2 separate regions of the Homo sapiens genome follow, and region 1 is linked to region 2. Evidence: chromatin loops called from intact Hi-C (ENCODE). Cell type or tissue: dorsolateral prefrontal cortex. All regions are shown on one strand. Each heading gives the region's core, and the rest is flanking DNA. Links, peaks and the distances in the headings are about the cores only. Region 1 overlaps LINC02357 (long intergenic non-protein coding RNA 2357). Region 2 overlaps LOC124900690 (a long non-coding RNA gene).

The links. Hi-C counts contacts between places; a loop is a spot of excess contacts. Peaks named below come from ENCODE experiments on the same cell type or tissue, not always from the same donor. Only the 100,000 strongest peaks of a DNase experiment are listed, where the experiment ranks them.
Region 1: a loop joins it to region 2, with 3 times the contacts of the local background. A loop is called at or near these places in 10 of 110 quality-filtered maps.

What each region holds. Positions count from the first base shown.
Region 1 is chr4:26,078,110-26,094,065 of GRCh38, forward strand. LINC02357 (long intergenic non-protein coding RNA 2357) reads left to right here. Exons shown (of 3, transcript XR_925506.3): 2 at 2,341-2,481. Among named protein-coding and RNA genes, the nearest start is that of LINC02357, 15 kb to the left of the region's middle. RefSeq lists enhancers at 3,091-3,270, 10,581-10,690. In dorsolateral prefrontal cortex, for the core only: no CTCF peak of the experiment used is centred there; no DNase peak of the experiment used is centred there.
Region 2 is chr4:26,231,574-26,247,529 of GRCh38, forward strand. The region is part of intron 1 of LOC124900690 (a long non-coding RNA gene); the gene reads right to left. It also overlaps a transcript of RBPJ not described here. Among named protein-coding and RNA genes, the nearest start is that of RBPJ, 81 kb to the right of the region's middle. RefSeq lists enhancers at 6,775-7,325, 7,326-7,874. In dorsolateral prefrontal cortex, for the core only: CTCF peaks have their summits at 4,103 and 8,010; DNase peaks (open chromatin) are centred at 4,119 and 7,446; H3K4me3 peaks cover 1,319 bases; H3K27ac peaks cover 6,352 bases.

The sequences.
Region 1 (15,956 bases), core at 4,640-12,639, 150 kb before region 2:
TGTGCCCTGCCTGCCTGTCCAGCCTGCCTGTGCCTCTCCAATCTGTGTTCCAGCATCTAGCTCCAGGTCACTCAGGAGTTGCGTGTGTTAGAGGGGGTGGGACAAGGTGATGTGATGGATAGAAACTCTCTTCCTCTTCCTCTCTTACTTTGTCTTAAGTGGGAAGGAGTTTTGGGCTTGCGGGGAATCGTTGCTCAGCATGCTTGCTTGTGCTCTGTAGGTTAAAGCGTTTAACTATAGGGTGGCAGGTGGTATCTATCTATGTACCCACTTCTTACCTCTCTCTAGCAGATGAGCCTCCAGAGCACAGCACTCATTTACTCTGAGCAAAGACTCAACTCCAGAATCCTTCCCAATCCAGCAGTCCAGGCTGTCATTACTAATCAGAATGGGCAAGTGGTTTGCAACTCATTTGCCAAGGTAGAGAAAAGAAGAGCAGGAAGAAAGAGGAAAGTAACATTTTCTGAGCACCAATCATATGCCAAATAGTGGCATGTCAAGCGGGTGGGGAAGTCAGCCTCGATGGGGAGGGGACAGGTTATCACTGGCATTGCATAGTGAATATAAAATGACTTCGATCATCTTTACACTGGGCTCAATACTCCATGGACAATGCACCCTCATTGCCACTCCCACTGTCCCCTCCGCCTTCCTGACTGCACCACCAGGACCAAGAACAGCTGGTGGCCCTTTCACAGGGCTTGCCTTTCCCAACAGCCTGGTGGTGTGGCAAGGACTTGGAACCATCCCTCTTATACTGTTAAATCCCCTGTTGAGGTCAGACTGTGCCTCAGTTTCCTCACTTGTAAAGTGAAGATAACAAAGCTGTACCTTTCCTAGAGGGCTGTAGTGAGGGCTAGTGCTTCTGCAATTGTGAGAGGGCACAAAACCTGGCATATAGGAAGAACTGTTAAATGTCAATTTTCCCTTAAGTTACCAGCTGAACTGGGCTGCCCCTACCTGAGTTTTAAGATCATTACAATAATAATAATAACCAATTGTAATATACCACATAGGATTGTCTGGTTTAGAAAAACAGACAGGATACTCAGTCAAATTTGAATTTCAGATAAGAAATGAGTAATTTTTAGTATGAGTATTTCCCAAACATTGCATGGAACATAGTTATACTAAAAATTTATTTATTTTTAATCTGAAATTCAAGTTTAACTGAGTGTCCTATATTTTATCTGGCAACACTAACATCAAATCTTAAGGTGTGTGGAATAAACAAAGGCATAACTCTTTGGAAATAAAAATGTCACACTGAAAGAAATGTTTCTCCAAATTGATTTTCAAACTTTTTCCAGCCACATTCCACAGCAAGAAATACATTTTGCATCACAGTGCAATACACACAAATGTGTATTAACTGAAATCAACATTTTACAAAACCTTTTTTGTGTACAGTATATTCTGATATTTTGTCTCCTTCATTCTACTTTATCTTATTTCTTTTTAAAAAAATTCTTTGTCCAGTATCACTTAACTGATTTCATGACCCCCTTAATTGAGGGGTCAACAAATTATGGCCCAGGGCTAAATCTAACTAACCACCTCTTTTTGTAAGGCTTGTAAGCTAAAAATGTTTTTTACATTTTTGGCCAGGCGCGGTGGCTCACACTTGCAATCCCAGCACTTTGGGAGGCGAAGGTGGGCAGATTGCATTAAAACCAGGAGTTTGAGACCAGCCTGGCCAACATGGCGAAACCTTGTCTCTAGTAAAAAGAGAAAAATTAGCTGGGCATGGTGGCACATGCCTATAGTCCCAGCTACTCTGCAGGCTGAGGCAGGAGTTGCTTGAACCTAGGAGGCAGAGGTTGCAGTGAATTGAGATCACACCACTGCACTCCATACAACTTTTTGAGACTCTGTCTCAAAAAATAAAATAAAAAAGATAAGATAAAAGTTAAAAAGATAAGATTAAAAATTTTCTACATTTTTAAGTGGTTGGAAGAAATCAAAAGGAGAATGATATCTCATGACTGGTGAAAATTATATGAAATTCACATTTTAGTATTCATAAATAGTTTAATTACAGGACAGACACGCTCACTTGTTTACCCATTGTCTTTGATCATTTTCGCACTACAGTGGCAGAGTTGAGCAGTTGCGAGTTGAGAGTTGCGTGTTGAGTACAGCCCACAAAACCTAAAATATTTACAATTTGTGCCCTTACTGAAAAAAAATTGCCTACCCCTACCCTAAAGGGTTGCAATTTGCAGTTTGAAACGCTCTGTTCTAAATGGTTTTGCCCCAAAAGGATTCATTTCTATTCATGTGAGTGAGCAGTTTTTTTAACAATGTCAAGTTAACCTTACTCTTCTTATTTCCTCATAGGATAAAGACAGAGGAACAAATACCAGACCAGCAAACTTACCTGAATCCAGCTGCCCTCAGAGTATGGCTGAGGCTTGGTCAAAGCCCAGAACTTAGCAAGGGTTAGAGGACATCATGGGACCATATTCCCAGTCACTCCAGGTATCCACTACTCACAGGGAAGGGAGGGATTATGAAGAACACAGAACAAATGTCAAGTTCTTGACTTTGAATCATTTAGGCTCTTGACTCTTATTACAGAGATTGGGTGGGTCCTCCATAGCCAAGGTTTGTGATAGAAAAGTGTGATCAAATCTAAAGGCTAAGCCCCACGTAAGCACGACATAAAAGTTTATACTACAAACAAGAGAATGGAAAGAGAGGAAAGGATGGTTGCTCTAGCTAGGGAAAGAGGAGAAGGGAAGAAGAAGATGCTGACATAGCCCTGAGGGGTCCTGCACTTTGCCTGCTCCCTCGTCTTGTGATTTTCTGAAGTGGGGTAGCGGGTGATAAATCATCAAGATAGGTTTAGTAATGCCAAGACCTGAGAATGTGTGCCCTGATCTACGGGAGACGCCTGGAGTTAGGGGAGAACAGCACAGATACATACCGAGATCATCAAGGGCCCTGAGGGCCAAATGCAGCATGCCACTTCCTTTTGTAAGTGAAGTTTTATTGGAACACAGCCATGCCCGTTCATTTATCTATTGCCTGTGGCAGCGTTTGTGCTACAGTAACAGAGTGGAGTACTCATCTAAAATACGTGCTGTCTGGCCCTTTACAGGGCATAGTTTGCCATCCCCTGCGTTGTATGCTGGCCATAGTGGAGAAGAGAGCGCAACAGAGCAAAGCAGTGGGGAGGCCCCAGGAAAGCCCCCGATCTGTCACAGCCAGGCCCATGTAAGAGAGCATCCTAAAGTTTCCCTTGCTCCTGCCTCCAAAATGGGCACAAAATGGCCAAAAGAGGGCCGCAGACCTGAGCAGAGCTTGAGGTTGGGACAAGAAGATACAGTGGAGATGGAGGGCTTTCTAACAATGGAGGACTTGGCAGCCTCCAAGTATGGCCCCTGGGTGCCACTACGCATAGGTGCTGATGGCCAAAGACCAGGTCTGCTTCAGGCTAAGGATGCCTGTGGACCATACCACCCCATCCCTCTCTCAGTCCCCCAGAACCCCGTTTTCTACACCTACACCATCCTATATTTCCAGGATCTTACCAGCAACCCCAAGAAGAAGGGAAGGGCATGAAATTTTGAATTGAGTGACTGAAACCGGCATGACTGCATAAACACTGAAGTGAGTGATTTTTACCAGGAAGACACTATATATTAAGTTTCCTGCCACTAGAAGAATGTAGACTTAAACTAGAAATTAGGTTATAGAAAAATGAAGAGGTTTACATTCTACATAGCCGATAGGAAGAACAGGAAACTGACTTTGTTGCTGCAGGAAATTGGAACTTCATTCACAGCAATTCTGAGACCACAGAAGTTGAAGTCCTTATGGTTCATGACTCAATGACTCCATACCTACTCATTTTTCTACCGACTTCTTTCTAGAATAAGACAGTTTAAAGCAGTCCAAATCTTCCGGAGATTTTTCCCATTCTACCTGCAACTCCATAAAAGGAATCCTGTACAAGTCTAAATTTTCACCAGTAGGTGGTGCTAACACAAACACTACACTGTACTTATCTGAGGATGAATTAGCCAGACACTAATTAAAGCTCTCTGCATTAGCACTTTTCTCTACAGCGCCTTCCCTCTGGTCTAATTGAACTTTGTTATTAAGCAGTCCCTGAGTGGTTTCACCTCAGGGCTAACACTCTCTCTCTGGAGTGGTATAATGGAAAGAATTCCAGCATTAGGAAACATGGGGTATGGATTTTGGCTGTCTTACTAATTAGATGAATTCGCCAAGTCACTTAATCTCTCTGAGTCTTAGGATCTTCATTTTTAAAATAAGTGAGTTGGGTTTGTGGGATGCTTGTTTTCCAGGTTTGAGAAACAATTCCACAACCGCTCTTCTCCCATCAAGCTAATACATTTTGAGGAAAAACTCAAGATTTCAAGAAATAGGCTCTCGGACACAATTCTGTGGGGGAGGTAAGAAGTCTGTGGCACAGACTTTCTGTCAGGCAATTTGGCAATGTATAGCGGCAGTCCTAAAAATGTATGTACCTCTTGACCACGAATTCCATATCTGGGAATTCATCTCAAATAAATAATTACAGGCATGTGCAGATATGGAGCCAAGAGAACACTCTATAATGCAGTGCATGTTGACTTTGTTGAGAGCTCAGTGTATCTTCGCTAACCAGTTTCTGAACTTCAGATAATCCTTAGAACTATATTATAATCCTTGTATAAGGCAACAAAGCAAACTATTGCTTAATCATACAATGAAAGGAAGAAGTAATGAACGTATTTTGTGTGCCACACACCAAGCCAGACACTTTTCTTAAGTTCTTTCTTTAAATATTCTTACAATAACCCTATGGCGAAAAGGTATTATTAATTCTATTTTATAGCTAGGGAGTCCAACACTCAGACCAGTTAACCTTCTTGATCAAAGTCACCCAGTGCTGATTACTGGGAGAAGAATTGCATCTTCTACTTTACAAAGATCAAGTTCTCTGAGGGCTTGGGGAAAGCTTTCCCTGTCATGGAAGTAAGAGGAGGGAAATTCAGTAGGTGAACTTTGATTCTGCCTCAGAATTGGATCTGGGCTCTTGGGCGTCTTTGAGGAAGAACTGCAATTTCAAAGCTTCTGCCAATTCTTTGTGCTGCTAAAAATGGAAACCCAAATTAGTCTGTGGGGGCCCCGCTTTCTGGTGGAGAAAACGTTCTTAATTGAGCTTTTATTTGTGCAAAAGGAAATTCCGTTCTGGGATGGGAAAGCCTAGACAAGGAAACACTCAAGCTCTGTGTCTACCAAAGTAAAAGAGTGAGGATTGTACCGATGTTAATGGATTTGGGGCTTCCACTGGTAGACAGAGGGAAGAGGCTGTGGGGGCACGGCATTCAGGGAAAGAGAAACACAGTCAATGCAAACCCCGGTGTGGAGGTAAAGACGGCATAGGAGCACACCTGGCAATGTGCTGGGAGCCTGAAGGTGAAGGAAGACCAGTAGGAATTGGGTGGGATGAGATTTGACCCAAGGACTTGGGGTATGGTTGGTCATGGCTGACACTGAGCTTCATTTTTCCCTCTCTGCACTGAAATTTTTTCAAGCTTTCAGTTGAGCCAGAAAGCCTCATGTTAGCATTGTCTTGGGGTGAAGGGAGGCACTGAATCCATTGGATCAGGGACACACATCCAGGTGGAGAAATGGTAAGTGAATGCCAAGACTGTGTCTACATTCCTTGGAAGAACCCTGGGCTTCCTGAAGCCTCCTGGTTTGGAAGCTGGAGTTCTTTTATTTGCATATATATATATTTTTTACAAAAAGGATGGTCTTGGAAGGTTGTCATAAACTCAGGGACACAGGAGTTCCGTCTCATTGTTATATTTCAGGGACTGAGACTTAAGATGTTCTGCAGGACAGCTGAAACCATGGAGAAGGGTGCTTTTTAACAGGGTTCACCTGTTCTGAGGACTCTGCGACCACAAGCACTTGGCCGCTGTCAGCAGGCTAGGTGATTACAGCATTAGATCATGCCTCTAATGGGAAAAAGGCTTCTCCTTTCTGGCTGACTAATCAGCTTGCCATTTTTATTGCATGATCAGTATCAAGAGCCAATGATTTCTGTCAGCTCCCCGGGTGCACACTAGCATGACAGAAAGAACAGCTATATTAGCAAAGAAAACAGGTGGAGAGATTAGCAAACTCACTTAAAAGGTCAAGACAGCTTGGTCCCTTATGGCACAGTGACAGGAAGGCTGAAGGGGCCCCTTTCTTAGAACAAGAATAGCTGCTAGTACGAAACTCCCATACTTCTAGTCATCTATCTAGTCATCTTGCTATTTTCCTTTTTCTTATTATTTTAAAGTCCAAAGTATTTCATGCTCATTGTCAATCTGTAGCAGTTCCCTAGGGCTGCCATGACAAATTACTACAAACTTGGTTTCTTAAAACAGCAGGAAATTATTCTCTCATGGCCCTGGAGGCCAAAAAGTCTGGAATCAAGGTGTGGGCTATGCTCCCTCTGGAGGCTTTATTGAAGAATCCCTCCTTACCTCTTCCAGCCTCTGGTGGCTCCAGGCAATCTTTGGCATTCCTTGGCTTGTGTCTGCGTCACTCCAATCTTTGCCTCCATCTTCGCACGGCCCCCTCTTCTCCCTAAGTGTCCCTTCTCTGCGTTTCTCACATAAGGACACTTGCTGTTGGACCTAGGGCCCACCTGGATCAGCCATGATGACCTCATTTTGAGATCCTTAACATAATTACATCTGCAAAGACTCACTTTCAAATAAGGTCACACCCACGGGTTCGAGGAAGACATGAATTTCGAGAGGTCAGTGTTCAACCCAGTTCTTGGGGATGTTCTTTTGTGTCAAAGTGCTTTCAAAGCTCTTGAAAATTCATGTTCAAATTCTCAAGTGCGAAGGGCTGATCTGTGAAGAGCAGTGCCAGTGTATCCATAGCTGCCTGAAGGTGGACGATGGGCAGTGCTGGGGCCAGGACACCTCCGGAATAGTGCTCCCTCCCCACTCAGCTCACATCAGCCACCAAGTGCTGTGTGTGGTCCCCTCTCCTCAGTGTCACACCATCATAACCTCTTCTCCAAAGCTCAGGCCACCAAATTCCTTACCTGAGGAAGAGCAACATCCTCTGGAAGGAATTTCTTCACCTCCTGTCTTGCTGGCCTCCAGTACATTCTCTAACCATCAGCCCACGTGATCTTTCTAGGTTAAAATTAAAATTTTGCAAAGCTTGCTTATTGCCTTTGGGCTGTGGTTCAAGCCTCTTGGCTGGGCACTCCAGGTCCTCTGAGACCAGCTCCTTGCTTCCCAAGGCAGTCTTAGCTCCCCACCACACCTCTGGCAGCCTAAGCCCCAGGCAGTCTTGCCACTGAAGAACGAAGCAAGTCCACAAACACCTCCTTGCCTTTACATCCTCTGCTCTTCCTGTCTGAAAATACTTTTTTCCTTATTCACCTGGTCTCTTGGGGTGAGTAGTGGCCCACAAAAAGATATGCCCTGTCCTAACTTCCAGAACCTGAGAATGTGACCTTATTTGGAGAAAGGGTTTTGCAGATGCAAGCAACTTAAAGATCCCAAGATGAGATCGTCCTGGATTACCTGAGTGGGCCCCCAATCCCATGACATGTGTCTTTATAAGAGAAAGGCAGAGGGAGATTTGACACAGAGCAGACAGTCCTGTGAAGACAGAGGCAGAGATTGGAGCAATGCAGTGCAACCTGAAACCAAGAATTGCCCAGAGGAATCACTGGAAGCCGGAAGAGGCAAGGAAGGATTCTCTCCTAGAGCCCGCAGAGGGAGCATGGACTTGCCAACACCTTAATTTTGGACTTCTGGCCTCCAGAACTATGAGAGAATAAAGTTTTGTTGTTTTAAGCCACCCAGTAGGTGATAATTTGTTAAGCAGCCCTAGGAAACTAAAAGGCATGGATAATCCCAGGATCCCATGGAAGGTTGTGCAGGTTGCTGACTTCTCAAGGGCACTACTTGAGAGGACGAGGAGAGACTAAATACAGCTCACACTGGGCCTGCCAACCTGCATGGCCTGCAGGAGACTGCTCCTGGCCAGAAGGGGTACCTCTCTCTTATTTACAGCTGGCCAGCGCCAGCTCTCATTCTTGGGTTTTCTTCAACTCTCTGCTCCTGGGTAGACCTTCCAGGAAGGCTTTCTTGAGCCACACTTCTCCCCAGGACTAGTCTGGACCCTTCTTCTGCTCCAGTAGATATATTTATCCTGCTGTAACACAATTGTCGGTTCACATTTCTATACCCTCCTCCATATCTCAGAAACAAGGGCTGCTCTTAGTCTCCTCTTTCCACTGTGCCTAGCACATCATAGGTGCTCAAAAGAGACCTGTTGAATGAATGAGCAGGAGCCAGCTATGGAGCCTCAGTGAGCCTGCGGCAGCAAGAGGCACAGTGAGCGGGAGCAGGGATGAGATGCCCGTCCCAAGGGGCTGCTGAATCAAGGCAATTTCATGCTCGTCACAATTTGCCTAAACTAGCCATCAAACAGAACCGGAAAAGTGGCTCGAATAGAGAGCACCACCAGGACGTTAACATTTTGCAGATGTGTTATCTGAGCTTGTGCCTTTATCTTTTCCCTAACTGAGGCATCGGTGCCTAAGGATATTTCCACTGGGGCCAAACACATGCTCACACATCCAATGGGACCCAACGTACTGCATTCCACGCAGATACACACATGAGCTCATGCAAGTCCCAGGGTGCTCATCTGGTCCAGATTTGAAGGAAACTATTTAGCTAGATGGAGAAAAACACATCATGTACAACTTAATACCAAACAGATTTTATGACATACTGAAACTGCTTTTGATAATCTACTAATATATCAGAAGAGCTAATCAACTAAAAAAGAACCAGCTAATGTCATATCTCTGAGGTCTGGACAATGTTTATGTGAGTTGCAGGGATGACAGAAAATACAAAAAGATGCAGGGAGCTTTAGGGAGAGTTATCCAAAGGCTCCCCCACCCCCTGCTGAGATGCAGTCCTGTTTATTGTAGCAAGAAATGTATTTTGCCAATTTATGAACATAGACAATTATTTTCTGGCTGAAAGTCAGAGTGGACTTTTCCAGAGATGCAGAAACACTATTGCTTGGCCACTAAGATCCCTCGTGGGAATGCTGCTAGGGAATGCTGCTAGCCATGGATGCTGCTAGGGAAATAATCGGTGCAGGACAGTTTCACTTGGGACTATCTCAACCCATTGGTGGTTTCCTCGTCAGTGTGGGGAGCCCCTTCATTAACTGGTCACTTGACCACGACGGCATTCCTAAGTGATTCCTAAGACTTCATGAAGTCTCTCGATAAATGTTTTAAATTAAAACCCACATCTGTGCTTGTCCTGGCACCATCTGGGGTTATAAGAGGCAGCACAACATACTGAGATAAGAATGACTTTGAAATTGCAGTTCAATTACTTGATGATGTGAGCTTTGACAAAACTGCTTAATTACTCTGGCCTCAGTTTCCTCATTGGAAAATGGAGAACAAAATGTTGACAGTCTCACTCTGTCATCGAGGATGGAGTACATCCTGGAGTACAGTGGTGTGATCTCAGCTCACTGCAACCTCTGCCTCCCAGGCTCAAATGATTCTCATGCCTCAGCCTCCTGAGTAGCTGGGATTACAGGCATGCACCACCACACCCAGCTAATTTTTCTGTATTTTTAGTAGAGATGGGGTTTTTGCCATGTTGGCCAGGCTGGTCTCGAACTCTTGGCCTCAAATGATCTGCCCGCCTCGGCCTCACAAAGTGCTGGGATTACAGGCATGAGCCACCGCGCCTGGCCTTGCTTAACTTTTCTCAGTGCAGGATATTCAAATGGGGCAAGTGCGAGCAAGGATTGTGGTACTGTGCCCAGAGACAGGGGATGTGGGATGGTGTTTGGAAATTTGTGGAAGTCTATCTGACTGTTGCAATACCTGGGGATAGGAAGGCAGGGGAGCCGAGCATTACTGGTCCTGAGAAGGAGCCAGAAAGCCTCAACTTATTATAATACCCTCACTGAGAAGCACTGCATTAAAGTAATCTCAGGCTGTTCCTGGCTGAATCTGTATGAAACCCTGTGATTCTATGTGATGAAGAGAAGGCGTATTACTTCTTGTGTTTGCTTTTGTTTTGATATAGGTTATCATTGTAGGGAAGTGTTTTAATCTTATTATATTGTATTTTTTAAATAACCAAATCATTTTGTTGGCATTGTATAAAGAGACATATTTTCTAAAGTACCAAGAAAAAGGAGCAGGCCATTTAGACTGATGGCATCCTTTCAGATGCTGCGCTCCCATGAGGAGCTCTAGGAGCCAGTCTTCTCCTTTTGGGCTCTCACAGGAGATCTTAGGAAGAGGTTCTCAGAATAGGGCTGTAGGAAAACGTCCCGACACCTGGCGCAGCCAGGCTGGTGGGGATTAGGGAGCAAACATGATTCACTTCATTTTATTTTTATACAGGAAACTAGAGACATAGCTAAGAAACAAACTCGCTATTTCTGGTTCTTGGCTAGTTGTGGCTCTTAGGGGACACTCCCTTCCTCTGAAGAGCTGTTTTTATGGCAAGGGACTCACATGCTTTTTCATTGCTACATTATCTTTGAATCATAGTTGGCAATTAGGCATTGAAATTTGACTATTTACCTTAGGGACTCCTCTGGGTATGTGAAGAATTCCCCTGTTTTGCTCAGGATGTGGGCAGATGAGGAAGTAGTAGCAACTGACTGATATTATATCTCCATTTGGCTGGTGCTGGGGAAGAACCTTTGAGTCAGCCAAGGAGACATTCCCCAGTGCAGAGATGGCAAATAGAAGTGTATCTTTGGATGTCATCTACTTCTTCAGCTGTCCCCAGGTCAGAGGGAATGGGGGTGGGTGGAGCAGGTGTGGGGGGTGGAAATCCCACCATTCAAATGTTCAAGACAATCTGTGACTTAAACAGAAAATTGTGGGACTTGGTGAAAAAATGGAAGGTTGCACTTTAGAGTTAAAAAGAAAAAAGAAGGAATTCAAGCCAACAACCATAGATAGTCCCAGGCTCACAATGGTTCACTTCTGATATTTTAATTTTGGTGGTGCCAAAATGATACATAATCAGTAGAAACTATACTTGGGAGTACTTATACAATATTGTTTTTCACTTTCAGTACACTGTTCAATAAATCGCCAAGCTTTCCCACACTTTATGATAAAATAGGCTTTGTGTTAGATGAGCTTGACCAACTATAGGCCATTGTAAGTGTTCTGAGCATGTTTAAGGCAGGCTAGGCTAAGCTATGAGCTTCAGTAGGTTAGGTGGATTAAATGCATTTTTAGTGTATGATATTTTCAGTTTATGATGGGTTTATCAGGAAGAAACCCCATAGTAAGTTGAGGAGCATCTGTATTTATCAAGCATTAGGTGCTGAATATAAAATCATCGTTAACATTAAGAATAGCTCATTTCCTATCCTCCTTCTAGATACCAGACACTGTTCATTTAAAATATATATATTAACTCATTTAATCTTCATAACACACCTTTAAGGTACTTACCTATTAGTATCAGGAGCATCTGTATTTATTAAGCACTAGGTACTGAATAAATCATCATCGTTAATAAGAATAACTTGTGTTTCCTATCCTCCTTCCAGGTACCAGATACTGCTTATTTAAAATAGATGTATTAACTCATTTAATCTTCATAACACACCTGTAAGGTACTTACCTGTTAGTATTATGCCTATGTTATGGATGCAGAAACAAGGCACCAAATGGCTATGTAGCCTTCCTGGAATTATCCAGATAGTAAACAGTAGAGATGAGATGTCAATGCAGACACTACGCCTCCAGATTATGGGCTTTATATCACTATAACATAGCTTCTCTTAGGATGTGATTTCTTTTCTCAAGGACGTTACAGGGAGCTGGCAGCCTGCAATTAACGAAAGCTTGGCTGCCGTGGTTGGCTGAGACTCAGCTATTTGTTACAAGAATATACTCTTAAGTTAGGTTGCAATAGGATTCAAAGTGTGGAGGACGCTTAAGGCCAAATTTAATTTAACAGGGACATGGTTATGGATTGGCAGAATAATTGGTGAAATGTTGCCCACAGTGACAGGAAAGATAGAAAGAACACCTATAAATGTGTGTATCTGGCTAAGAAGATTTCCAAGCAGAATGGCAGCTTTTTTTTTAAGTAGGGAGGAGTGAGATGAGCTTAAGAAAGAACTGATTGGTTTTCAAGCAGAATTTAGAGGCAATATTTCCAAGGCAAGGCTTGCTTGATGGGAATCTTTTTAAACAATTTTATATTCACAGATTATCTGGAAAACAAATGATTCCCAAAGTAAGAAATGACCAAAGGACAAAAATCAAATCCAAGAAAACATAGCTTCCAGGTAAAGAACAGATCAGGGCTATGGTTGTGAGAACCTTTGTTGAAATATCAGCAAGATTTAAAGTGATGCCTCATGGACCTCCCAATTAGACAAATAGCTAAAGGGATTTTCTAGACCCTCCTAATCAGACAGTAGCACTTCTGAGAATTATAAATGTTTTGCCTCACCACACACTGACTTGAGGGTTCTGTCTCAAAGAGACTTACAGATATTCTTTTGTCTTAGGTATGGATTATAATTTGATACACAGGAAGCCCACAACATTTTTTAAAGGAATTATATCGCTTTAACTCAAAGGGAAAGATAGTGGAAAATAAAAAGAGGTCCCAGGACCCTAGACTTCCTAATGAAAGAAGCAGGCTACAAACACAGGGCATTTCTTATAGGAGAGGAAGGGCAATTTAGAAGGAGAAGTCAAGATTCCAGAGGGAAGAGCTAACAGCCATGGAAAATCACTCACAAGGAGCAGAAACAAACGCTTTCTTTTCATTGTTTATTGATTTTATTTGAAACTATGTGCATCTTACATGTTTTAGGTTCTTGATAACATTGGAAGGGGACATAACGATGTTTGCTGACAAACAGCTTTCTGAAAAAAAGAGTTTATACGCTATTCCGCGTGGATCAAAGACTTCCAGATCTTTTCAAATTATTATTATACTTACTGCTTAAATTTTTAAAAATGTTTATCTCAATAGTTTTTGGGTGCAAATGGCTTTTGGTTACATGGATAAGTTTTTTAATGGTGATTCTGAGATTTTGGTGTGCCCTTCATCCAAGCAGTTTACACTGTACCTAATACATAGTCATTTGTCCCTCACCCCGCTCCCACCCTTCACCCGGAGTCCCCAAAGTTCTTTATATCATTCTTATGCCTTTGCGTCCTCACAACTTAGCTCCCACTTGTAAGTGAGAATTTGGTTTTCCATTCCTGAGTTACTTCACTTAGAACAATGGCCTCCAGCTCCATCCAAGTTGCTGCAAAATCCATTATTTCATCTCTTTTTATGGCTGAGTAGTGTTCCATGGTATATATACCACATTTTCTTTATCCACTTGTTGGCTGATGGGCATTTAGATTGGTTCAGTATTTTTGCAATTGTGAATTATACTGCTATAAACATGCATTTTCCTGTGTATTTTTCAAATAATGACTTCTTTTCCTTTGGGTAGATACCCAGTAGTGGGATTGCTGGATGGAATGGTAGTTCTACTTTTAGTTCTTTAAGGAATCTCCATACCGTTCAGAAATGAACTCTTAATTAGGGAATGTTCTCTACCCCTGGAATCAGAGAAAATGGCCATATGTGCCTAATTGAGTTTCAAAATTGCTAAGAACAGTAGGGCCATGTGTCTCCTGTTTTCATCTTTTTTTGAGCAGAAACATTGTTGCTTTATTCTCTTTTTTCCACAATTTTATGTTAGCTTCTGAGATCACTGGGACTTTTTTTTTTTTTTTTTTTTGTGAGAGTCTCATTCTTTCACCCAGGCTGGAGTGCAGTGGTGTGATCTTGGCTTACTGTAACCTCTGCCTCCTGGGGTTCAAGTAATTCTTGTGCCTCAGCCTCCCAAGTAGCTGGGATTACAGGCATGTGCCATCACACCCAGCTAATTTTTTTTTTGTCTTTTTAGCAGAGATGGGGTTTTGGGTTTTGTTGGTCAGGCTGGTTTCAAACTCCTGACCTCAAGTGATCTGCCTGCCTTGGCTTCCCAAAGTGCTGGGATTACAGACGTGAGCCACCGCGCCCAGCCTCATCTGATTTTTTTGTTTCATGGATCTTCACATCCAAGAAACCACAGCTGAAAAGCTATATTCAAGGAGTAGACCAGGGATGCCTCATCCTCACTAATGCCTGTTTGAACTGATGTTGTCCTAAACTTTGAGCTGATTCCTTTTTTTTTTTTTTTGGAGCTGATTCCATATGGAATGAGAATTTGAGGGAGGAGTGAATTTTGCACATGAGAGTACATAGTAGATAATCTCCAAATATGTCCACTATCAATTGCTTCCCTCCTTGCATACAAATACCACTCCCTATCAATAAATGTAGATTATTTCCACTGGGCTGGCCTTGTGATTTGTGTTGACCAATACAATAGCGCAGAAGTGTCAGATGGAACTTTAAAATCTGTCTTATGAGAACCAGCAGCTTCCACAGACTCCTTCCTTTTGGAACACAGCCCTCATCTGTAAGGAATCTCAAGCAGCCATGAGGAGAGTAGTATATAGAAGAATAATGGCTGCCTGTGGTGGCTTATACCTATAATCCCCAGCACTTTGGAAGGCTGGGGTGGGCAGATAACTTCAGCCCAGGAGTTTAAGACCAACCTAGGCAACATGAGGAAAACTGTCTCTACAAAAAATACAAAAATTAGCCAGGCATGGTGGCGTGTACCTGTAGTCTCACCAGCTACTTAGGAGGCTGAGGTGGGAGGATTGCTTGAGCAGAGAGGTCGAGGCTGCAGCGAGCCAAGATCACACCACTGCACTCCAGCCTAGGTGACAAAGTGAGACCCTGTCAAAAAACAAAGAAAAAAGAAAAAGAATAGTAAGGTCCTCAGTTGTCTCAGTAAAGTGGCCAGCACCAATTTTCAGCTATATGAGTGAGGCTATTTTTGAGCAATCAACCCTGTTAGCACCTTAGCCAATACTGCACAAAGAATATTCACCCAGGTAACCCAAAAGATTGTGAAGATACTAATTTGTTACTGTTTGAAACCACTAAATTTCAGGTGGTCTGTTGTAGCAACATATAACCAAAACAGATGAAGATTAAAACATTGAGGTTGACTGAAATATCTCCAAGAAAGCAGTAAAATAATAAAACAAGAACAAGTCTGGGGTGAACAAGAATTTTAGGTGGTTAGGAGGTGACTGCAAAAGGAGACAGAGAAGAAATGTTCAAGGAAATAGGAAGAGAGCAAGAAGCAACCTCATAGGTAGCCAGGGAGGACCTCTGCAAGGTGGAGGAAAGACCAACAGTAGCACATGCAGCAGAGAGTTCTAGAAAAAAAAAAAGGAAAGGTATGGAAATCTGCCATCATCTCTGGTAATTAAAACCGTCGATGACCTTTGCCAAAGCAGCTTTATCAAAGTGGTGAAAAAAAGAAGCCAATTTACAGGGGGTTAAAGAGATGTCTAGCCAGGAAATTTTACTTAGTCATAGACGGTGAAAACAAGAGGAAACAACAGGTACAGACATCTCTTGTAACCAAGTGTCTAAAAAAGGAAATAGAAGTAATAGGACATTTGGTAACTGGGAGCATGAGATCAAGAGGAATGTTCCATTACCACATTTGTGCTTTTTAGTTAAGCTCTAGATGGGCTTGGCTTTTTACAAATGACCGTCTTTGGGCTGATGTGTGGCACCAGCTATTATTCAGTCCACATGATTCTGCTGGAACGCTGGGTGAAATCAAGTTTTTGTGATGAGTGGCATCTTGTGGTGCAAGGGGCACTGTATTGGGTTTTCTGAGGCTTAGTTTGCCACCAGCTAGCTACAGCAAGTCAGTTTACTTCCAGATCTCGCTCTTCCTCCATTTGGTAAATGGACAGCATTGGAAGACCTTGAAGGGCTTTCCAAAGTTAACATTCT
Region 2 (15,956 bases), core at 3,174-11,173:
GCTACTTTTTGTATTTTTAGTAGAGATGGGGTTTCACCATGTTGGCCAGGCTAGTCTCGAATGCCTGACCTCAAGTGATCTGCCCGTTTCGGCCTCCCAAAGTGTTGGGATTACAGGCATGAGCCACGGCGCCCAGCCTATTTTTTTGTATTTTTAGTAGAGATGGGGTTTCACCGTGTTAGCCAGGATGGTCTCGAACTCGTGACCTCAGGTGATCCACTCGCCTCAGCCTCCCAAAATGCTGGGATTATAAGCGTGAGCCACTGCGCCTGACCTTATGCTTTATTTTTTTTTAATTTTAATTTTTATTTATTTTTATTTATTTATTTATTTTTTTAGACAGAGTCTCACTCTGTCGCCCAGGCTGGAGTGCAGTGGTGCGATCTTGGCTCATTGCAACCTCCACCTCCCGAGTTCAAGCAATTCTTCTGCCTCAGCCTCCCAAGTATCTGGGACTACAGGCATGCATCACCATGCTCGGCCAATTTTTTTTTGTATTTTTAGTAGAGACGGGGTTTCACCATGTTGGTTAGGCTGGTCTCAAACTTCTGATCTCAAATGATCCAACCTCCTCAGCCTCCCAAAGTGCTGGGATTACAGGCATGAACCACCATGCCCAATCAGTTGCTTTATTTGTAAATGAAGACATTTTAATATCTTTTTATTTTCCAACTTATATATTTAAGTTCAGGGGCACATGTGCAGCATGTGCAGGTTTGTTACATAGGTAAACACGTGCCATGGTGATTTGCTGTACAGATCATCCCATCACCTGGGTATTAAGCCCAGCATTCATTAACTATTCTTCCTGATACTCTCCCTCCTCCCAGCCCTTAATTACTTTTTGTAGAGACAGGCTGGTCTCAAATTCCTGGCCTCAAGCAATCCACCTCGGCATCCCAAAGTCCTCCTAGGGTTACAGACATGAGCCGCTACACCCAGCCAATTAAGTTTAAAATTTCTGTTTTATTAGTTCCAATTTCTCTCCCATCTAAATGCACTTGGGAGTCTTAGTGGAGCAATCTGTAACAGAATGTTCTTAAGTGTAAGAACAAACACATCTCTTCTCTATAACAACAACAACGATAATAATAATCATTTACTGAGCACTTACTATGTGCTTTATCTCCATTATTAGAGAAAGATTTCAGAGTGGAGTTCAAGTATGTGGTCCCTGCAGCCAGTTCCACAGTTGTGTGGCTGGGAGCAAATGGCTTGGATCTCTCTGTGCTTCATTCCCTCATTTGTAAATCATGAAACCTGTGTCATAAGACTTATTACAATTAAATAAATCCCTATATGTAAAGAGAGTGCGGGGAACCTGCTATAATTTGACTATTGTAATTTATGTTCCTAAACACCATCTAAGTTTTGTAATATTATTTCTATGTTGCAGTTAAAAGAAGTAAAGTTCAAAAAGATAAATAATTGGACCAAAGTCTCACATGCAGAGAGAGCAGCTGCTTTTCCTTCTCCAGATGTACAAGTAGTGTTGTATGCACTGCAGAAACAGTAAACACAACCTCTTTTTTCTATAGCTGACATCCTGAAATGATTAAGATTTGGGATAGTTGGTACTTGATTGCACTTTTATTTCCCCAGAGGATAAATAAATCATTCATGAATACATTTGATAAGAGAATGTATGGAGCTATAAATTAAAATACTGGGGGGGAAAACTATAAATGATTATCTCCACATTATTCTAATATCCATTGTTAGAGGCATTTATACAACCCACAGGTGTCCACATACAAGCTCTTCTGTTTCACATTTTCTGTGTCTTATTACCTACCATCTGATTTGGTAACAGGTTTCCTTGCAAAAAGTTTCCTTCTTCACTTAGGGCTGAATTCAATTATCCTTCAGAAAATCATATACCCTGATTCCCCAGTCTCTTCAGTTTCGTTAAGATGTTGCCTTGTCTCCACTTCGTATGCGTCATGTTAGTTTATTACTCAGCTGCTGACACTACCTTCTCATTTTAGTTTTCTGTTTGATTTCTCCCAGTGTCGTTATTATTGGGATCCTTAGTACCTTCACCATTGTTATAACTCCTTTTCATTTTCAGTCTGTCTCTTCAAAATAAAATCAGAGCAAATAAAACAGGCACAGGCTATATGCCGTTATGCAAAGCACTGATATCAAACAAGATCAAGATCTCATTGATATAAAAACTGAGAATCCTTTTCAAAAGGAAATTGGAAAGCAGATCTGTGAAGTGTCTCTTTTTGCAAAAATCAAAGAGGAACAAGTGATTAGCCATGAATGGTTCTGTTCTTATGAATTCAAGACACCTTAATAGTAGGTGGCATAGAATATCATTAAGAATAACAGGATGTCTCTAGCTTAGGCAGGAAACCATTTTCAAAAAATGTCAGAGCTCATTGTACAAAAAAAAATTCATAATTGCAAAGAAGTAATGGTGGATTCTAGTTTGGGGTTTGGAGGTGAATAAACATAGCTTAGAAACTATAGGGGCTTCCTGTTTTGAATTTAGGAGAAGCCACGACTTTTGCAAATATTTTTAGATGTAATGTTTATGGAAGGCAAAGAATGTTAACCCAGAATGTTGGATAGTACAGCTAGATGTTGGTTTGTACATTCTAAGTCATTTAGAATATTGGACAGAGTACTGAACTACTACTGTACTTTTTCCTTCATTTCTTGCCTAAAAAGGGCAATAGTGAGAAAATGACTTTAACCAAAATATTCAACAAGCATTTATTAAGTCTGTGGTACAAATAGCATTCTGCAGAAAGCAGTCCTATTAGACCCAAAGGAAGCAGAAGATGAAATACACACGCCTGACAATTTAATAGGGGATGGAGAATAATAAACATATAAGCCTGAAAGAACCAGAGAATGATTCCGTAGTAATACTAAAATTTGTGGCATACTCTTCCCCCAGATAACCACAGGCTCATTTTCTTACCTTGTTCAAGTCTTTGCTCAAATGTTACCTTTTCAGTGAGAACTTCCCTGGCCACTCTCTATATAAATTGTACCAGTCTACTCCACAAACCCTGTCTCTGTCCCCCGTTCCTGTTTACTTTTCCTTATCACCTTGTAGTTAATTACATAATTTTGTTTTTCAACTATCTTATTTTCTTATTTATTTATTTATTTATTTATTTGAGATAGAGTCTCGCTCTGTCACCCAGGCTGGAGTGCAGTGGTGAGATCTAGGCTCACTGCAACCTCCTACTCCCTGGTTCAAGCGATTCTCCTGCCTCAGCCTCCTAAGTAGCTGGGATTACAGGCACATGCCACCACGCCCAGCTAATTTTTGTATTTTTAGTAGAGACGGGGTTTCACCATGTTGGCCAGGCTGGTTTCGAACTCCTGACCTCAAGTGATCGCCCACCTCGGCCTCCCAAAATGCTGGGATTACAGGTGTGAGCCACTGTGCCCGGCCTGTTTCTCAACTATCTTATAACTCCACCCTATCCACTGCTGAATAAAGCCTTCATAACAACAGGGGAATTGTGCATTTTGCTCATTACTAAATCCTTAGCAGGTGATAGAGTACCTGGCACATAGTAAGTGTTCAAAAAAAAACCTTGCTTAATCAAGTATCTAATATGTATGTCAGACTACTTATTAGTGCTGAAAAAATTCAAAATAAGTAACCTTTGGCAATGTTAATGAGAAAAAGTTTATTGGAAGAAGGGATGTGTGTGCTTTTCAAGCCAAAACAAATTGATTTGATCAAACATAATGATTACAACGTAGGTTTTGAGTTCTAGACCAAACTCTGCCTCTATTTAGCTATGTGACCTAAATAAGATGTGTAACTTTGTTTTTTTGTGGATCTCTGAAGGTATTTATACCTGGGCCAAGAACTTATGTCTTTACATGGATTAACATTTAAAAACAAAAACAAAAACACTTCTAACAGAATTACAACTTTTTTTTCTTAGCTTCTCCTGGCCAAAGCAGCTATTCTTGACCATGCTTTATACCATGATCATCTTTGGTGATGCAATTTAGGAATGACTGGCCTTAGGCAAATCAGTGAAAGAAAGTTCCCTCCCAATTGCAGTTACTGGGCCCCATTTCTGCCTTCTCCAGGCTCTCATGATGCCCTCTAGCTGTTCCAGAGCTCTCTGGGGCACCCAGCCAGGCTTGCCTGCTCCCAGTGTAAACCATACTCAGAAATTATGTTTTCCTGTCCTTTGCTCTCCAAGCAAAAAGCCTGCCTCTTCAGTCTCCTGCCAGTTAGGACTGGATCCTGATGAGCTAATTCCCTTTAGGGTGAGAATGACAGATTGTTGGCTAAGCTAACCTTCTGTTTTCCTCACCACCAAAGTGAAGCCCAATGCTAAAGAAGGAATTGGAAGGGAAGGGAACTTCCAAATATCCAGTGCCTAGAATCTGCCTGAACTTTCAATATATTCAATCATTTTATCCACAACCAGGTAGATGATATTTACTCTCTAAGGAGCTGAAGTTCATGAGAGGTAAAATATGGACAGGTTCCAAAACTTTCTGTATTATCACATCAGCACACTGAATAAATGAGCCCAGAAATAGAATTGTGGATACTATTGCAGACTTCTGGGGCAATATTTTGGGGATTGAGGAAAGAGGTCCTTTGTGGCATCCTGTATCAGCCACGTAAACTCTGGCTGTGACCTTGAGTGAGTAGGCCCTGTGACCTTCAATAAGCAATTTAACCTCTCTTATAGCTTCGATGTCCTCATCTGAAAAATGGGGAATACTAATAGTATCTGTAGTCATTATTTCCTGCTTGTAACAAGTCGCTCCACAAATTAGTGGCTTAAAACAATAGTCATCCCTATAGTTCAGGAATTCAGGAGTGCCTCAGGTTGGGTAGTTTTCATTCAGGGTCTCTCATGAAGTTGCAGTCAGATGTTAGCTGGGGTCTGCATTCATCTGAAAGCCTGACTGGGGCTGGTGGAACCACTTCCAAGGTGGGGCACTCACATTGGCTGACAAATTAGTTCCTTTCCACATGGGCTCTCCACAGTACTGCTTGAGTGTCTTGGCAAAATGGCAGCTGGCTTCATCCAGAGCAAGCAATTCAAGAGACCAAGATGGAAGCTCAATGACTTTATTCCTAACCTTGGAAATCTCACAGCATCACCTATGTGATAGTGTATTAGTCACACAAGACAGTCCCTAACTCAATGTGGATGGGACCACACAAGGGCCCTTTTGGAGATTTCTGCAACAGTATCTCTATTATCAGGAAGATTAAATGAAACAACCCATGTTAAGCCCCGTACATTGTAAACACTGACTAACCGGTAGCTATTATTACAATGGCCCTAAAGTGCTCAATGCCTGCCTATACTAAGGCTGGTGCTGATTCTGATGTCTACTCTGAGTTTGATTTTATTGGATTTTAACAACAGACTCCCTTGTGAAATGCTTGAGCCCACATTAGAACCCAGTAGGAAGAAGCCAGAAAGCCGTAGAGCTCAGGCAAAACAGCAGCAACAACAAACACCAGTTCAATGAACCCATGAAGCAAATGACATCTGGGTGCCGGGCTCCTGAGTACCAACAGCAGCTGGTTGGCCCTGGCAGACTCGATAGCTCTGGGAAGCACCTGGAGAACCTTATCACTACCTGATCACGAAGTCAGGAGATCAAGACCATCCTGGTCTCCTGAATAGCAACAGCAACAACAATTTCTCTATCTGTATTCTTATCTGTGTGTGCTGTCACTTAAGTATATAGTGCAATGTTTTTCAAATTTGTGTCCTGGGAAACACTACTGCAAAAAAAATATTAATAGATGGGTCTCAAAAAAAAAAATCATTATGGTCGAATAAATTTGAAAAGGCTGCCTATTAAATCCTTTCTCGAAGCCTCACAGTGCATATTTTGCACGGTGTTAAAGACTCTAGGAAGTCCTAGGATTAAATAATAAGAAAAATTAGAAGGAAAATGTTTGTTTAGTTGGATTTGACTCAACATTTCCATCATCTTGCAAACTTGTCAGTGCAAACACACTATTTTTCCTTCCACTACAGGTATAAGCCTTCTATCTGGAAGATGCTTGTGATAAGTGAAGAAACAGGGTTTTAGGGGGTTGAATCCAGCATTGCCTACTTACTAGAGCCATGATCACGAGAAAATCACTTCAATTTTTTGACCCTCGGTCTCCCTATCAGTACAATTTGGACAATACACACTTAATTGGGCTGTTGAGAGAATTAAATAATAAAGATACCTAGCCTGGTGTTTGGATCCCAATAAGAGTTTGGACTTGCAGCTTGACACTTTGAGTTCCAATCCTAGCTCTATCATGAAGGAGCTATTTGAGTTTGTTTTGTTTTTTGTTTTGTTTTGAGATGAGGTCTCACTATGTTGACCAAGCTGATTTTGCACTCCTGGCCTCAAGTGATCCTCCCATCTCAGCCACCCAAAGTACTGGAATTAAATTACAGTTATGAGCCATCATGTCCGGCCATTAAAGAGCTATTTGATCCTGACCAAAAATTTTGTGTGTGTTTGTTTCATTTGTTTGTTTTGAGACAGGGTCTCACCCTGTTGCCCAGGCTGGAATACAGTGACACAATCACAGATCACTACAGCATCGACCTCCCAGCCTCAAGTAATCCTCCCATCTCAGCTTCCTGAGTAGCTGGGACCACAGGCGCGCACCACCGTGCCTGGCTAATGTTTTTATTTTTTGTAGAGACAGAGTTTTGTCATGTTGCCCAGGCTGGTCTTGAACTTCTGGGCTCAAGTGATCTGCCTGCCTCAGCCTCCCAAAGTGCTGGGATTACAGGCATGAGCCACCATGCTTGGCTCAACCAAGTTCTTAACTTCTTTGAGCCTCAGCTTTCTTGTCTGTAAAACAAGGAGAATCATTGTATTAATGTATCTCATAGCTTCTATGCAGGGATAAAATAGAAGGAAGTATGGAAAGTGTAGTAAACATGCTTGGCACACTACAAGAGTTTTATAGTTGTAGGGTATCATCATTACTGTTGTGGCCAAAGGTCACAGAGCTGGTAAGTGACAAAGTCAATAAATGAATCCCAGCCTGACTCAGTGTGTGTGCACCTTCCCCTCTGCTGTGACATAGAAACAATCAACAGAAATGAGATGCAGTCGTTTTGAGAGCAGCTTTGGGGAGAGGGTTGGGCCAGCAGTTGGAGACAAGTGGGTGGTCATAATTCCGGAGAGCTTCCCAGAAGTGGTGGGGTCGCGGGAGGATATCTAGAGACAAGGAGGCAGGTGGCTGGGCAGATGGGGATGGCAGGGTTTACACAGTCAGGACAGCCAGGACAACGGCTTGGAAGAGTGAGTGGCGGCGGCTGTAAGACGCCAGCTTTGTTGGAACAAAGCAGCAGGTGAGAGAGCCACAGAGATCAACGCTCCAGGCACCCAGGGAGAGCAGACGCAGAAGAAAACACTTGGCAGGAACAGGGCGGCACCATTTGCCTTTTTCAATCAATCAGACAACAATTGAGGGATGGCCTATGAAGCAAAGCCCTATTCCCCAACCCCCACACACACCACCAAAGCAACGACTGCTCAGATAATAGCCTAACTTCCAAGACCTGCTCCTCCCTCCTCAAGCCAGCCGGACCATGATCAGCCATATAGAAATTTATTTTTATTACTGAGCTCCTATTTCTGCTTTTGCCATCACCACAGATCAGTTCGGGTTTTGTATCCCAGCCAAGTGCTTTTCATATTTTCCAGATCACTCAAAAGTCTGTATCCGCTGCCTGGAGCAGGTTTAAGGAACAATCTGAGATTTCTTTCTGAATAAGCAGTTATTTGTACTTTGTTTTGCTTTTCTTGGTTACTGAAGAGAAACAGTGACATAAAGAAAGCACTGGTAACACTTTGCATTGAGCAGCACAAATGTCAATGGTAGTGACTCTGCAAATAAATAGTTACATTGTCAGGCGCACAAGAGTCTCATTGAGGAAATCTGTGCTGTGACTGCTAACAGGGTTAACACTTTAAGCACAATGTAATCAAGAAAAGGCTTGTAAACTTTGCTCCAAGTGACCTCTGCCTGTACTAAAAGCAAATGTCAACCAAGGATCCCAGGATACATTTTCAGAGCAGTCATGGTGTAGTTAATGCATCCTTTATAGTGCACTGGAGGGAAGGGAAGGAAAGTAACAGAGAAGAGAAGAAAAAAAGGAGAAGAGAAGAGGGGAGGGGAGGGGAGGGGAGAGGAGAGGAGAGGAGAGACCTGGGTAGAGTTAAACTTTGTTTATGGGGAAATGGCAAAGTCCCCTTGTTTCAGTGATGACAGTGAATTCCGTTATGCTGTTTCATTCTCTATTTTCATCACAGTTCCACTCAAAGCCAAAATATATTTTTTAATGAATTGTAAAATGTAGTTTTCCACTTTGCAAAATTTTTCTTGTAAAGGATGTTTTATAAAGAAAATAAGATCCTGTTAGCAGAAATTTAAGTGACGAAATACTTAGGACTCCCAGCACCCCGTCCTCTGAGCCTTGGCAGAGCAAAGTTCCGTGTGAGCAAAACTTCCCTGTCATTCCCTGTTTAGAGTTGCCAGATTTCACAAATAATACAGAATGCCCAATTAACACTGAATTTCAGATAAATCACAAATAATATTTTTAGTGTAACTATACCCCAACATCGCATGAGGCCTACTAAAAAATCATTTGCCGTTTATCTGAAATGCAAATTTAACTGGATGTCCTGTTTTTCATTTAACAACTCTACTTCTGTTAGTTACTCTTCTTTCTTACCTTGACTTTTACTTTTTGCCATTCCCTGGGATACCCCGTCTGGGTCATTCATTCCTCCTTTCAAATACTTTATTCTCTAAACTATACCCTCCTCTCCAGATCAATAACATTCACACAGTATGAATTAATCTGGGACAGACATTTAGAAGAAATTCGTCTGAACATATAATTATTAAACACCCACAAAGTGCCAGATGTAGGATTAGAGGGAGAGAAAAGCAACCAAGCTATACCCGTGCTGAAGTAGGGAAGGACGTATTTAAGAAGAACATGAGGAAGAGCATGTTTTAGTGGGCTCTTGTCTATGGAAGGGGGTCCTTGATGTCTTCAGAAGGTGAAAACCAAAATGATCATTTGGATTCCAGATTCATCTGTTGAACCCATACTGCATTCCAGGTTTAATGTTAGATAGACCTTTCATGTTTATCCTGCTGATTTTCTTCTTGAAATTTTCACACAGAAGATGTGAAAAGGTTTTGGACTCTCAAACTGCCTTCGTTTTGTGCAATATCCTGTGACCCCCAATAGTTGATGAGAAAGAGGGAGAAAGGTCTCCAAGTTGAGAAAGGATTCCTGGGGTCATTCCTTATTATGGGCCCTCATCTCCAGGACAAAGTGGGGTGCAGAAAGCAAATCAAGGCTTTACTAATCCATACTTTATAATTGGCAACAACATATCACACGTATATAAATGAGGAGTTGTGAAGTTGAAGCCTGAGCAACAAGCCAAAACCCCCGTTTCTACAAAAAATTAGCCAGGCATGGTGGTGTGCACCTGTGGTCCCAGCTACCAGGGAGGCTGAGGTGGGAGGATCACTTGAGCCTGGGAATCCGAGGTTGCAGTGAGCCAAGGTCGCACCATTGCACTCTAGCCTGGGCGACAGAGCAAGACCCTGTCTCCAAAAATAAAAAAAAAAAAAAAAAAATTGAGCACTTTCCACCACACAGATAAAAGTTAAGCAGCCCTGTTTTACTCTAGAATCTGTTAGCCAAGTTAGTGCTGGTGAAATCTTTGTGTGAAAAAAAGAGCTGACATTGGAGACTTAAGCAGAAGAAAAATTATTTTGATGAACTGACTTGGAATCAAGCATGAAGAAAATTCCAGGCAAACTCAGAGGTTGAGGAACAGTTTAACGTGATTTATACATAAGGAAAGACCATTCAGAGCCAGAACTTCTGACCTGTCTTCTTTTCACTTTTTTTTCTTTTTTGTTTTTCGTTTGTTTGTTTTTTGAGACAGAGTCTCCCTCTGTCACCCAGGCTGGAGTACAGTGGCGCGATCCCTGCTCACTGCAACCTCTGCCTCCCGGGTTCATGCCATTCTCCTGCCTCAGCCTCCCAAGTAGCTGAGACTACAGGCATGCCCCACCACACCCATTTATTTTTTTCTATTTTAGTAGAGGCAGGGTTTCGCTATGTTGGCCAGGCTGGTCTCAAACTCCTGGCCTGAAGTGATCTGCCCGCCCAGACCTCCCAAAGTGCTGGGATTACAGGTGTGAGCCGCTAAGCCTGGCCCTAACCTTCTCTCTTAATAGTATGATCATTAAACTCCTCTTAAGGGGGAATTTTTAAAAAAATTGTACTTCCAATGAGAATTTGAAGCAGTACTTCATATGTTTCACTGATTAATGCTACCAGTAGCTCTTGAAGTGCTCAATACCGCACAGTCTAACCAAAGAGAGCACAAAGTTGGATCCTCTGTGGGATTTGTTCATATATTCATTCAACAAATACCCATTGAGATCCTCCTTTCTTGTCCAGCCTTTTTCTCATGTCTTTAGGACACAGCAGTGAACCAAATCATTAAGGTCCCTACACGCTGCCCTCATGGCCTTAGAGTTCAGTGCAGAGGTTCTGAGAGTGTGGTCCAGCCGGGAGCGGTGGCTCACCCCTGTAATCCCAGCACTATGGGAGCCCGAGGCGGGCGGATCACGAGGTCAGGAGATCGAGACCATCCTGGCTAACATGGTGAAACCCCATCTCTACTAAAAATACAAACAAATTAGCCGGGCATGGTGGCGGGCGCCTGTAGTCCCAGCTACTCGGGAGGCTGAGGCGGAGAATGGCGTGAACCCGAGAGGTGGAACTTGCAGTGACAGGAGATTGCGCCGCTGTACTCCAGCCTGGACAACAGAGCGAGACTCTGTCTCAAAAAAAAAAAAAAAGAAAAGAAAAGAAAAAAAGAAAAGAGAGTGTGGTCCACAGATCCTCAGGAACCACTAAGACCCTTTGAGGTAAGAAGGTTATAACTATCTCCATACCAAGATGCTGTTTGGCCTTTTGGTTGCATTGACATTTGCCCCTGTTAGCACAAAAGTAATGGTGGATAAAGTTGCTGGCACCTTAGCACAAAGTAATAGAATGCATTAGTCATCATGGAATTTTTCACCAACAGACCCACTCATAGTTAAAAAAAAAAAAAAAAAAAAAAGTCCAAGTTTATTTTATTTAAGAGTCTCCTTGATTGAAGTGGTAAAAATTATTAATTTTCTTAAACCTCCATACTTAAATACATGTCTTTTTACTATTCTGTGTGATTAAATAGAAAGAACACATAAAGCACGTGTGCTGCATGCTGAAATATGATGTTTGCCTTGAGGAAAAGTACTTTTGCAATTATTAGAATTGTGAACTAAGCTGGCTACTTTTTAAAAGCGCGGTGGCTCATGCCTGTAATCCCAGCACTTTGGGAGGCCCAGGTGGGTGGATCGCCTAAGGTTGGGCGTTCGAGACCAGCCTGACCAACATGGAGAAACCCCGTCTCTACTAAAAATACAAAAAGTAGCCGGGCATGGTGGCCGGCGCCTGTAATCCCATCTACTCGGGAGGCTGAGGCAGGAAAACAGCTTGAACCCGGGAGGCAGAGGTTGCAGTGAGCTGAGATCACGCCACTGCACTCCAGCCTGGGCAACAAGAGCAAAAAAACTCCGTCTCAAAAAAATAATAATGATAAAAAGTAAAAGAACACTCTATCAACTGACAAACTATTGTTATTCAGAGATGATGGGTATCTCGCAGAAATTTTCTTAAAAAATAAATGAAGTGAGTCTGTCACTGACAAAACAACTGACTGTATTTGTTGCCAATGATAGAATTTGAGCTTTCAAGAGAAAAGTAGAATTGTGGATTGCTTGTATCCACTATGGTGAGTTTGACACTTTCTCAGTATTTCTGGACTTTTGAGTGAGAATAATTGTGATATTAATGAATAAGATGTTTTTTGTATGGAATTGAAATAGATCAACATTTGGATGATCTGCATAATTTAGTAAACCAATATTTTCCAAATGACAAAGCATGATGCTATAAAATCATGCATGGGTAAAATATTCATCCAAAGTGCAAGGTGGGCTAATAATTTAAATTTAGCAGAATATGGAATTTCATCATTATGGTTTCAGATTCCACATAAACATGATCTTCATCTTCAAGAAACTATAACTTGTCAGATTTTAGTGTAATATCAAGAAAGAATATCCATATTTATCTTAAAAGCTATTAATATACTCCTCCCTTGGCCAGGCACAGTGGATCACTCCTTTAATCTCAGCACTTTGGGAGGCCAGTGTGGGTGGGTTGCTTGAATCCAGGAGTTCAAGACCAGCCTGGGTGACATGGTGAAATTCGTCTCTACAAAAAAATACAAACATTAGCCGGGTGTGATCGTGCTTACCTGTAGTTCCAGCTACTAAGGAGGCTGAAGTGGGAGGATCACTTGAGCCCAGGAGGAGGAGGTTACAGTGAGCTGAGGTGAGGTGGCACCACTGCACTTTGGCCTGGGCAACAGAGTGAGACCCTGTCTCAAAAAAAAAGAAGAAAAAGAAACTTTAAAATGTATATATATATGTGTACACATATATGTATATATATATGTATACACATATATGTATACATATATGTGTCTATATATGTATACACATATGTGTACACATATATGTGTCTATATATGTGTACACATACACATATGTGTACACATATATGTGTGTATATGTATACACATATGTGTACACATATGTGTGTATATGTATACACATATGTGTACACATATGTGTGTATATATATGTATGCACATATGTGTACACGTGTGTGTATATATGTATGCACATATGTGTGTATACATATGTGTGTATATATGTATACATATGTGTGTATACATATATGTGTGTATATATGTATACATATGTGTGTATACATATATGTGTGTATATATGTATACATATATGTGTATGCATATATACTGCTAAATGTAAATGGTTTCTTATTGTTATTTTATATGACTATATTTTAAAATTATAATTTTGTAAAACAATATTTTTAGTGTTATCGATTTTAATTTCTTTCTTTCTTTTAAGATGGAGTCTCGCTCTGTGGCCCAGGCTGGAGTGCAGTGGAGCAATCTCAGCTTGCTGCAACCTCTGCCTCCCAGGTTCAGGCAATTCTGCCTCAGCTTCCTGAGTAGCTGGGATTACAGGCACACACCACTTCAGGCCCACACACCCGGCTAATTTTGTATTTTTAGTAGAGGCGAGGTTTTGACATGTTGGCCAGGCTGATCTCAAACTCTTGGCTTCAAATGATCTGCCTGCCTCAGCCTCGCAAAGTGCTAGGATTACAGGCATGAATTTTAATTTCTAATAAGAATAGTTTAAAATAAATATTTTAAATGCCGATTGTTATTTAATATTAATATTTTATTTTATTAATATTAAATAATACTAAAATTTACATACCATAAGAATCACCTTCTTAAAGTATACAATTCAGTGGCTTTTTTAGTGTATCCTCAAGTTTGTACAACAATCACCTCTAATTGCAGAACTTTTTTATTACTCCAAGAAAGAAACACTATCCATTAGCAGTCATTCCTCATTCTTTCTTCTCTCCAGTCCCTGGCAATCACTATTGTATTTTTTTTTTTTTTTTTTTTTTTGAGTTGGAGTCTCACTCGCTCACACAGGCTGGAGTCCAGTGGTGCAATCTCAGCTCACTGCAACCTCCACCTCCCGGGTTCAAGCAATTCTTCTGCCTCAGCCTCCTAAGTAGCTGAGACTACAGGCACGTGCCACCACATCCAGCTAAGTTTTGTATTTTTAGTGGAGACGGGGTTTCACCATGTTGGTCAGGCTGGTCTTGAACTCCTGACCTTGTGGTCCACCTGCCTCAGACTCCCAAAGTGCTGGGATTACAGGCGTGAGACACTGCACCCGGCCCACTAATGTACTTTTGTATGGGTTGTCTTTTCACTTTTGTGACAGTCTCCTTTGAAGTACAAAAGTGTGATTTTGATGAAGTTCAGTTTATTTTTTCTTTTGATGCCTGTGATTTTAGCTTTATATTTAAGAAATCATTGCCTAATCCACAGTCATGAAGAGTTGTTCCCAAGTTTTCTTCTATGAGTTTTATAGCTTTAGCTCTTGCAGTTAGCCCTATAATTTTCTCTTTATTCTTGTGTGACGTAGGGGTCCAACTTCATCCTTGCATATGTGAATATGTAGTTGTTGAAGCATCATTTGTTGAAAAGACTATTCTTTCCTCCTTGAATTATCTTGGTACCCTTGTTGAAAATCAATCAACTGTACATATCTAGGCTTATTTCTGGACTCTAAATTCAATTCTTTCACTCTATATGTCTGTCTTAATGCCTATGCCACACAATTTTGATTACTGTAGCTTTGTAATAAGTTTTGAAATGGGAAAGGGTAAGTCTCCAAACTTGTTCTTCTTTAAAAGATTGTTATAGTTATTCTGAGCCCCTTTCATTCCCACATGAACTTTAGGATCTGCTTTTCAATTTCTGCAAAGAAACCAGCAGCCATTTTGATAGGCATTGTTTTGAGTCTGTGGATCAATTTGGGAACTATTATCATCTTAATTGTAGTAAGTCTTCCAATCTGTGAACATGGGATGTCTTTCCATTTATTTAGGTCTTCTTTAATTTATTTCAATGATGTTTCATAGTTTCTGGTGTTTAGGACTTGCACTGTTTTTGTTAAATTTATTCCGAAGTAGTTTATTCTTTTTGATGCTGTCATAAATAGAATTGTCTTTTTAAATTTCATTTTCAGATTTTTCATCACTAGAAATTTGACTTTGGTATATTGATCCCCATAACATTTAAGAATGTAAGGGTCCTAAAACCAAAAAGTTTGAAAGTCACTGTCCTAAGAAGATATAATTCACATTCCATTTTTCAGCTGCAATTATATTAATTTTACTTTTCTGGGAATTGTATCAGCTTGGCTCTTTGGGAAAATGCCACTGACATTAACCAAGGGATTATAAACATAACCTGTCAGATTGTAAGCTCAGATAAATCCATGAAACTGGGGAGAAGCAAGCCTGCCACCAGCAAATATGCTATTATTCACTACTGTAACTATCAGGTTCTCCCACTGGACTTAAAACTCTCTAAAAGCAGTAACAAATTCTTTTGCACAGTTCTCTCTCTATAGCCTAGTCTAGTGCCTGCTTTAAGTCTGTTGCCTGACCCCCTGACTAAATGGAGGGAAAAAAATGGAACAGCTCAGGGCAGCTGAAATCAATGAGATCTTATCTTGCTGAGGGGCCGCGCACCACTACTGTACTCAGGTGTGCCTTATTTATAAGCTTCTCATTCATAGAAGAGTAGTTTCTAGAACTATAGAAGTATTATCTATTATCTATGGAACATAATACGCTTTTTTTTTTTTTTTTTTTGAGACAGGGTCTCCCTCTCACCCAGGCAGGAATGCAGTGGTGCAATCATGGCTCACTGCAGCCTCAATCTCCCAGGCTCAAGCAATTAATATACTATTTTTATTGCAGTCACTTTATAGTACTTTTTTGTGGTGCAGCAAATTATCCTTTATTATTCTTGTTCAACATTTTCTTGACACTTTTGAAAGTTTATTTTTTTCATTTTTTTATTACTGGATTATTGATAGAATTTTGACTGGATTTAATAACACTTTTAAATTAACTTATAAAGAATTTTATTTTAATGATAATTTTCCAATCTATGATTTGGGTATGTGTCTCCATTTATTCATGGTAGGCTTTATTTTCTTCAATAAAATAGTATTGCTTTCTTCATATAGATTCCAATATTTTCTTGTTAAATTTTTTCATAATACTTTTTTTTTTGGGTGGAGGGGGACGGAGTTTCGCTCTTGTTGCCCAGGCTGAAGTGCAATGTCACGATCTTGGCTCACTACAACCTCCGCTTCCTGGGTTCAAGTGATTCTCCTGCCTCGG